Linked DNA regions of Homo sapiens: region 2 is linked to region 1. Evidence: read pairs that join two places in POLR2A ChIA-PET (ENCODE). Cell type or tissue: MCF 10A. All regions are shown on one strand. Each heading gives the region's core, and the rest is flanking DNA. Links, peaks and the distances in the headings are about the cores only.

What was found. Peaks named below come from ENCODE experiments on the same cell type or tissue, not always from the same donor. Only the 100,000 strongest peaks of a DNase experiment are listed, where the experiment ranks them.
Region 2: POLR2A ChIA-PET joins it to region 1 with 6 read pairs; 1 of 35 experiments calls an interaction of 5 or more read pairs at or near these places.

What each region holds. Positions count from the first base shown.
Region 1 is chr16:68,656,137-68,660,531 of GRCh38, forward strand. The region is part of intron 2 of CDH3 (cadherin 3); the gene reads left to right. Among named protein-coding and RNA genes, the nearest start is that of CDH3-AS1, 12 kb to the left of the region's middle. RefSeq lists an enhancer at 1,923-2,423. In MCF 10A, for the core only: no CTCF peak of the experiment used is centred there; DNase peaks (open chromatin) are centred at 2,625 and 4,285.
Region 2 is chr16:66,660,227-66,664,621 of GRCh38, forward strand. All of the region lies in intron 1 of CMTM4 (CKLF like MARVEL transmembrane domain containing 4), which reads right to left. Among named protein-coding and RNA genes, the nearest start is that of CMTM4, 34 kb to the right of the region's middle. In MCF 10A, for the core only: a CTCF peak has its summit at 2,788; DNase peaks (open chromatin) are centred at 695 and 2,775.

The DNA of each region.
Region 1 (4,395 bases), core at 297-4,296:
CAGCCCCGCTTGAAATTTGTCTCACCCCATAACAGAGGCAGCAAAGTGTTTGGGGAAATCCCAGTTGTACCAGTATGGAGACAATGGCTGAAGTCCCAGTTGTACCAGTATGGAGGCCAGGGTCTCTGAAGTCTTCCCTGGAACCAGGATATTGGCCCCCACTCCCAGCAACCCTTCTCAACTCCCCTCCCGATTCTCAGACTGGAGGACCATGTCTGCCTCAGTTGCCTTTTTCTCATTTCATTTAGTCACCTGGCATTGCCAACCCAGGCAGCAGGGCTGGCAAGGAAGGGCTGTGAAAACTCACCACCACCACCCAGATACCACCTAATAGCTTACTGAATTCCAGAATCACACTATGTACTTTATGTAATAAGCCCCTTTAATCCTCCTAAAAGCCCCATGAGGTGGGTGGAATTGGCCCCATTTAACTGGATAGGAAACCTCGGCTTGTCACTTTGTAACTATCTAAGGTCACCCAGCTAATAAATTGTGGTGTCACATTTTGAACACAGGTGTGACCCCCTAAGTATGAGGCACTGACCATTTGGCAATCAGGGTGGGAAAGGGAAAGATATTTGGAGTCTTCTGGCCCCAGCCAAATTAGAGGAAGATTGGAAATAGTTAACTTCTGACCCAAGGGCTTTGAATTCCTATTCTCTCCACAGGCCCCTGCTAATCGCCAGGAGGGTTGGGGTTGGCAGGCACTTCTGCCCAGGACCTCTGGCCTCCCTTTTAAGATATGGGGGAACAGGGAGGGTTCAGATACCAGGTCTGAGAGCACTCAAACTGACAGCCCTCTGCAGAGAACTGTCACCCCACCCCCACCTGCCTCCAGCAGCAAAGACCTCCCACCTCTTGCTCTGGGTAGAAGAGCTTGACAGACCCTTCCTCACTCGCTCCTCCTCCCCCAGCCAAATCTGGGCATCCTCAGGGCTCTGGGTTACCTAGAGCATCAGAGGTCTGCAAATTCCTCCAGCTGACAGAATTCCCTCCAGGCTGCAGCTGCCTCTGTCTGCTGGACTTAAGAGTGTTGGGGACCTGCTGCTTGGGCAGTGAACCAGAATGCCTCACCTGGGGAAAGAAAGCCAAACGGGCTCGGTGTGATGGCTGGCACCTGTAATCCCAGCACTTTGGGAGGCCTAGGCGGGTGGATCACCTGAGCTCGGGAGTTCGAGACCAGCCTGGCCAACATGGTGAAACCCTGTCTCTACTAAAAATATAAAAATTAGCCGGGCATGGTGGCGTGTGCCTGTAATCCCAGCTACTCGGGAGGCTGAGGTAGAAGAATTGCTTGAACCTGGGAGGCAGAGGTTGCAGTGAGCCGAGATCGCACCACTGCACTCCAGCCTGGGCGACAGAGCAAGACTCTGTCTCAAAAAGCCAAACGTCTTCCTTTCTCCCTCGACCCCATCTTTGAACTCAGGACTCTGGCTCTGTGGCTGTCTAACATCTGAGGAGAGGGCTCAGAGCCAAGGCCACAGAGCTAGGAGGTGGGAGGGCTGGTGGGCTGCCTCCCTTCGTGAGAGCCTCTCCAGGTGCTACTGAACCCCAAGAGGAAAGATCTGTTTTTCCCTAGGACTCTGAGGCATCTTAGGGCTAAATGGGGAGATGGGGAATGGGGAGGTATAATCCCAGGCCCTCTTCTTCTCCTTCAATCTCAGTAGCCCCCCTTTTGTTGAAGACCACTTTAAAGTTGGAAGTTACCTATTAGCAAGAGACCTTGACAACCTGTGTTGTACGCTAGGAGGAGTAGAAGGTATTTTTGCTTGAGTTCTTACTCTAGGGTCTCACATTCGCTTTAGGAAGTCGTTGATCCCCAGGAATTAACCGTGCCTAAGAGTGCATGCGCATCTTTCTAAGAAGTCTCCTCCTTCAAATTTGGGGACCACAGGTATTCCCCATATCTCCCAGTCTTTTTCTTTCTTTTTTTTTTTTTTTTTTTTAGAGACAGGGTCTCACTATGTTGCCCAGGCTGGTCTTGAACTCCTGGCCTCAAGTGATCCACCCGCCTCAGCACCCCAAAGTTGGGATTTCCTGTGTGAGCCATCATTCCTGGCCCCCAGTCATTTTATAGAGAAGCTAGAACTACTGTTTAGAGAAATGATTTGCACTTGGGTCCATTTGGAAATTCTTCAGACTCTCGTTAAACCCAGCAGTGGGAAGAGACCTAATGGTATATATCCCAGCACAGGCAAGGGAAAAATGGATTCTAAGCTGTTTCTCATCCCAAATGATGTGGCCTGAGGCGAGTTACTGAGTCCAAGCTCCTCAGCCTTGAGGCCCTAACTTCCCTGTGCGTGCATGGGAAATGGCCCTGGAGCTATGAGAGGGCGGCTGGCTGGACTGCTCACTGGCCAGTGAGAGGGCCCAGGTGGAGGGTTCGGCTGCTCTCCTGGGTGTCTTGCTGAAGGCTGACTGCCTTCTGAGCGGCCTTTGCACAGCGTGCCCCATCTTGTTGTAACTTCAGGCAGGGGAGAAACAGCAACTTGTGAGCTCTCCCCACACAAGCCAGGACAGGACGCCAGGCCCACACACTGCCTTCTCCCTGTAGAGTCGCTTCATCCAGGCTTCCCACCGTACTTCGAAACCTGCTCTTCTCTTGTCTTTTATGGTCTTTTTCCGCTTCCAGAAGTCTCCTGCATTCCTCAGCTGGGACTTAGCCCCACTTCAACTGGTTTATCCCTGCTTTTGGCCTCTGAGTCAGTAGTTTGCAAGCTTGGCTGGTGATCAAATTGCCTGGGGAGCTTTTTATTTTTTTATCGTCTCCTCCCCAATGTATACCATTTTATATTGTTTACATAGGGACGGTTGGTTGGTTGGGATTTCAAATTAATACATGAAAATATGTTCACTGTAAAGACACACTTTTTTCAATAAAAATATGTGGCACTTACTATGTGACAGATAAAGTTCTTAGTACTTTATATGCATCAGCTCATTTAATCCTCAAACATCCCTTGAGGGAGGTACTATTGTTGTCCCCGTTTTACAGGTGAGGAAACTGAGGCCAGAGAAGTTAAGTAACTTGCCCAAGATCACACAGCTAAGTAAGTAGTAGAGCTCAGATTCAAACCTAAGCAGACTGAGCTTACACCACTGAACTCTACTGCCTGTCAATAGAAGCAAGTCAGAAATAAACACATGAAGGCTGGGGTATGGTGGCTCACAACTGTAATTCTAGCACTGTGGGAGGTTGAGGTGGGAGGATTGCTTGAACCCAGGAGTTCGAGACCAGCCTGGGCAACATGGTGAGACCCCGGTTTCTACAAAAAATACAAAAATTAGCCAGGCATGGTGGTGCATGCCTGTAGTCCCATCTACTCTACTCAGGTGGCTGGGGCAGGAGAATCGCTTGAACCTGGGAGATGGAGGTTGCAGTGAGCCAAGATCATACGACTGCACTGCACTCCAGCCTGGGCAACAGAGTGAGATGCTGTCTCAAAAAAAAAAAAAAGGATCTTTTGAGCCCGGGAGGCAGAGGTTGCAGTGAGCCAAGATCACACCACTGTACTGTAGCCTGGGTAACAGAGCAAGACCCTGTCTTCAAAAAAAACCAAAAAATAAATAAAGAGAAAAAGAAATAAACACGTGAAATTTCTTCCCCAGTTCTACTCTCTTAAGGGCAAGCACACAGTTACTGATTTTATAAGAATCCTTGTAGACCCTTTTTTTTTTTTTTTGCACAAAAAACTTATGTATGCATACAGGAATTTTAAAAACAAGAATTGGACTATATCATGCATACAAATGTTACTCTGCAGCTCGCTTTTTAACTTAGAATCACAGGCATCTTTCCAGACTGTTAAATACACATCTATCTTGTTTTTAATAGCGCCGTAGTCTTTTACATGGTGAATGTACCATGATTTATTTAGCCAGTCTTCTACTTTTATCTTTTACAGATGTGGTGTAGGGAAGAGTTAACATCAAAATTGTGAAGTGTTTGGATTTTTAGCAATCTAACTATCAGTAATTGCCTTATTAGGAAAGACTGCTGTAGAAAGATGATCGAGTGAACTGTTCATCTTAACATCATCCAGATAAATTGAGCTTTCATGTTTAAACAATACCTTTAATACAGACTCTGCTGTAAACTTAAGGTTACTATACCATTTAAAAATAGTTTTCATACTAACTTTTGTTTTATGACTATCTAAATAATAGTCAATAGTTTCAAAAGCATATGAATTCACCAAAAATCAAAAACTTTTAAATTGCATGACTCAGAAGTAAACTACCACATTCATTCACACTAGCATTATTTTCCCTGGGTGTTGAGAGATTGAGAATGTGTCATCAGTCAATTCAAAGTGCATTTTTTTCTCAAGTTTTTCTTTAGATTTCAAAATCTAGTTAGCAAGCATTTTGCTGAATAAAAGTTGATTTCCAGTC
Region 2 (4,395 bases), core at 318-4,317, 2.0 Mb before region 1:
AAAAAGAAAAAATTAGCCAGGCGTGGTGGCACATGTCTGTGGTCTCAGCCTCTTGGAAGGCAGAGGTAGGAGGATTGCTTGAGCCTGGGAGGTACAGGCTGCAGTGAGCCCTGATTATGCCACTGCACTCCAGCCTGGACAATAGGGTGAGATCCTGTCTCAAAAAAAAAAAAAAAAAAACAAAACTCCACCATAAAAGGTGAAATTTATTGCATGTAAATTAAAAAGAAAAATTTTCAATGTTGTAAAGTCTATTGATAAGGAGAAGCAGCATAGAACAGTCATGTTACAAAGCAATCTGTACTTGTAAATATATGCACACAGACATATGTGAACAAATACGGAGACAGTGTTACACACAATGTGACTAGTGTTCATCTCTGATGAGTAAGATACTAGGACATGTGTTTTTTTCTTTTAACTTAGAGGTATTTTCTAATTTTTCTTAAATTGGTATTACTTGTGTGATTTCTTTAAGAAGTAATTTAAAAACAAGCAAATAAAAAAATAACTGCAAGCTGCTCTGGGAAGCCTTTCCTCATCCCTCCACAATAAACCTCTCCCTCTGCAGGCTTCCTGCTGTCTCCTCAAATCTCCTAACACTTGGCTGCCCTGTCCCCATAGTCAGCTCTTCCCTCTCCTGCTCGCTGTGCTAAGTGAGGAAGTGCAGTTTACCGCACGGTGGGGCCTGTCTCCGGAATCGCGTCTAGCTGGCTCCCTGCTCTATCCCTCCCGAACAGACACTCAGGAAAATAGCTGAGTAATGACTGACCAACAGGGCATGAACAGGCATCTACGAAACAGTCATTAAACCATGTCCACAGGCAACTGGACACTATCCAAAGGTTGATAATTAATGTTCCATGTCAGCCTAAAACATGGGCTCAGGTGAAGGGCCACTTAAGTTTCTAGAAATTATTTGGGAGAAAACATACAAAGCTGGTTTATCACTTGCCACATCTGTGAATAAGAGACTTCAGATTGCTAATATGTAAGGTAATAAGCTTCAAAATTATCCCAACATCAGCCAGACTGGTGCTGCGGATGGACTGTAACCCGTATAAATTTCAGGTTCAAAGATTCAGCTACAGGAATATAGAGTAGGGAGAACAGACTTGATAAAAGCAGCCAAGTGAAAACAGACCTGGTGATTTTAGCTGACATCAGTCACACTGAGGCTAAACGCTTGTCAGTTAAGGATGAAGTAAAAGACTGTCATTTTTAGTGGGAAGTAGAGCTAAGCAGTCCCAAATCTTTTCTATAATGCTCTGTTTTCATATTCACAGGCAGAAAAGTCTGTTCGCTAATATGAAAAGATAGTAACATTAAGTCCAAATTTTATTAAAATGGATCCTTTTATATGATTCCTTGCACATGCCAGGAATATCCCAGAGTAATACTTAAAACATTTCCTTACTATAGGCCGGGCACGGTGGCTCACATCTGTAATCCCAGCACTTTGGGAGGCCAAGGTGGGTGGATCACCTGAGGTCAGAAGTTCAAGACCAGCCTGGCCAACACGGTGAAACCCCCATCTCTACTAAAACAACAAAAAAATTAGCCGGGCATAGTGGTGCATGCCTGTAATTCCAGCTACTCAGGAGGCTGAGGCAGGAGAATTGCGTGAACTCGGGAGGCAGACACTGCAGTGAGCTGAGATCGCACCACTGCACTCCAGCCTGGGCAACAGAGCAAGACTCTGTCTCAAAAAAATAAAATAAAATAAAAATAAAACATTTCCTTACTACAAAAACAAAACAAACAAAAAACCAAAACACCATGCCACCGTGATTCATCTCTACACAAGCCAGGGCCCCAGCAGCCTGCAAGCCAGGAGCCTATTTGGCTATCAGACAATAAAAACAGACAACAAAAACAAATTAGAAAGCTTCCAAGTATCATAAATTTGGAATTCCAGTTCCAGTTAATGAAGTAGGTACACTCCAGCCTGTCTGTCCCACTGAATGCTGCTATCAAACTGGAAACAATGCACAGAGCAGCTATTTCAGGACACTGAAAAACAAATCAAAGTAGGCAGATGGTGAAGATGCCCAGAGTTCAAAGCACCACAGAACCAACAGTCAGGCTCCTATTTTTCCTCCAGTGTTCCCCAGCTTAGACTCTAAGGAGCCTCAAACCCAGAAAAACCCAGAAAAGAGAGCCTGGTATAGATAGGGAGTCCAGGACAATCCTCTAGTTCTGGCCAGAAAAGTAGACAGGGGGATTTTCCTAACACTCATAGACATTGAACACAATCCTGGGTTTTATTTTCCTTTTAACTTTTTTTTTCCTTCATTCTCACTTAGATTTCAGACCCCAGACAACCCTGAAGTGTCAGAGGCAATGCAGCAGCAGGAGGCTACAGATGTCCACAACAGAGGAGTCGACTCAGAGGAACCCGAGTTCTTAGGGCATGAGCGAACCCCCTTGCTTTCCCCTTCCCCTGTCCTCCCACCATGTGGCCTAGGACATGGACACAGCTGTGGAAACTGTTCAACAGAGTAGGGTAACTAAAGAACCAGCTTTTGGGACACAGACCCGAAAGAGGAGTTCTAAGGGCTGGAAAATACCAAGGAACTGGCAGAAAGAGGAAGCAAACCCATAAAGTTCTATAAACTCCTGTTTATAAATCAAAACACCAAGCCCATAAAGCTTATAAACTCCTGAGCTCACCCAAAGTTGTATATATATGTGTATCTGACCCTAAACAGTGCAGTAAAGACGTTGAGAATGAACTATGGGATAGCTCACCACCTAGGTCCCAGACTGACCACTGGGTGGCATATACCGAGCAAAGATTCAAATAGCATCACAAAGGCTTTGAAACAGAATTGATATTGAACCTTCAACCCACAGAAGACTGACCAGAACTTCTCACTTGAACCCAGCCAGGTTGATTGCTTTCGAAAACAAAACAAAAATCAACATTCTTCATAGGATTTAAACAAGACCAGAGTCCCATAACATAATAAACAAATGTCCACGATATAATTCTAAATTACTTGGCATACAAAGAACCAGGAAAATCTCAATTCATATGGAAAAAGACAATCAACAGATGCCAATGCCAAGATGACACAGTTGTTGGAATTATCAGATTGTAAAGCAGCTATAATAAAATAACCCAAGATTAGCCAGGCATGGTGGTATACCCCTGCAGTCCCAGCTAATCAGGAGGCTGAAGCGGGAGGATTACTGGAGCCCAGGAGTTCAAGGTTACAGTGAGTGATGAGCTACCTTCTGCTATCCAGCCCATCCATTTTTATTTTGGATACTACGTTCTATGGTTCTAAGATTTTCATTTGCTTTTTTTTTTTTTTTTTTTTTTTTTTTTTGAGACAGAGTCTAGCTCTGTCGTCAGGCTGGAGTTCAGTGGTGCGATCTTGGCTCACTGCAACCTCCGCCTCCCGAATTCAAGCGATTCTCCTGCCTCAGCCTCCCAAGTAGCTGGGATTACAGGCAAGCGCCGCCACACCGAGCTAATTTTTGTATTTTTAGTAAAGACAGGGATTCACCATGTTGACCAGGATGGTCTCAATCTCCTGACCTCGTGATCCACCCACCTCGGCCTCCCAAAGTGCTGGGATCACAGGTGTGAGCCAACACACCCGGCCCATTTGCTTCTTTATATCTTCTATTTCTTAGCTGAGACTTTCTGTCTTTCTATTTGTTTAAAGAGTACGCATCCCTACTTCTTGGATTATTTTATATAAAGCTTAGAACAGGCCAGGTGCAGTGGCACATGCCTGTAATCCTATCACTTTGGGAGGCTGAGGCAGGCAGATCACCTGAGCTCAGGAGTTTGAGACCAGCCTGGCCAACATGGTGAAACTCTGTCTCTACTAAAAATACAAAAATTAGCTGGGCATGGTGGTGGGCACCTGTAGTCCCAGCTACTCTGGAGGCTGAGGCAGGAGAATTGCTTGAACCCGGGAGGCAGAGGTTGCAGTGAGCCAAGATCGCACCACTGCACTTCCAGCCTGGGTGACAGAGTGAGACTCCGTCTCAAAAAAAAAAAAAAAAAATTTCAGATAAAGGAAAATGAAGAGAACTCATAGCCAACAAATCTGCTCTAAATGAAACGCTATGAGGTTCTTCATGGAGAATGGAAATGATACCAGAGGGAAACTTGGAATATCAGTAGTGAAAGAAAAGCAACAGAAATGGTAAAAACCTCGGTAAACATAATATACAATTCTTCTCGAGTTATTTCAAGTATGCATGATGGTTAAGAGCAAAATCTGTAACAATGTTGGGATTTCAATGTATTTGACAACGAAAACAAAGTAGGAGGGTAAAGGGACCTATGTACTTGCAAGGTTTCTGTATTTCATTCTAAGTAATGAAATGTTAATTATAAGTAAAGTGTACAATATTAATGTTATAATTATGTGT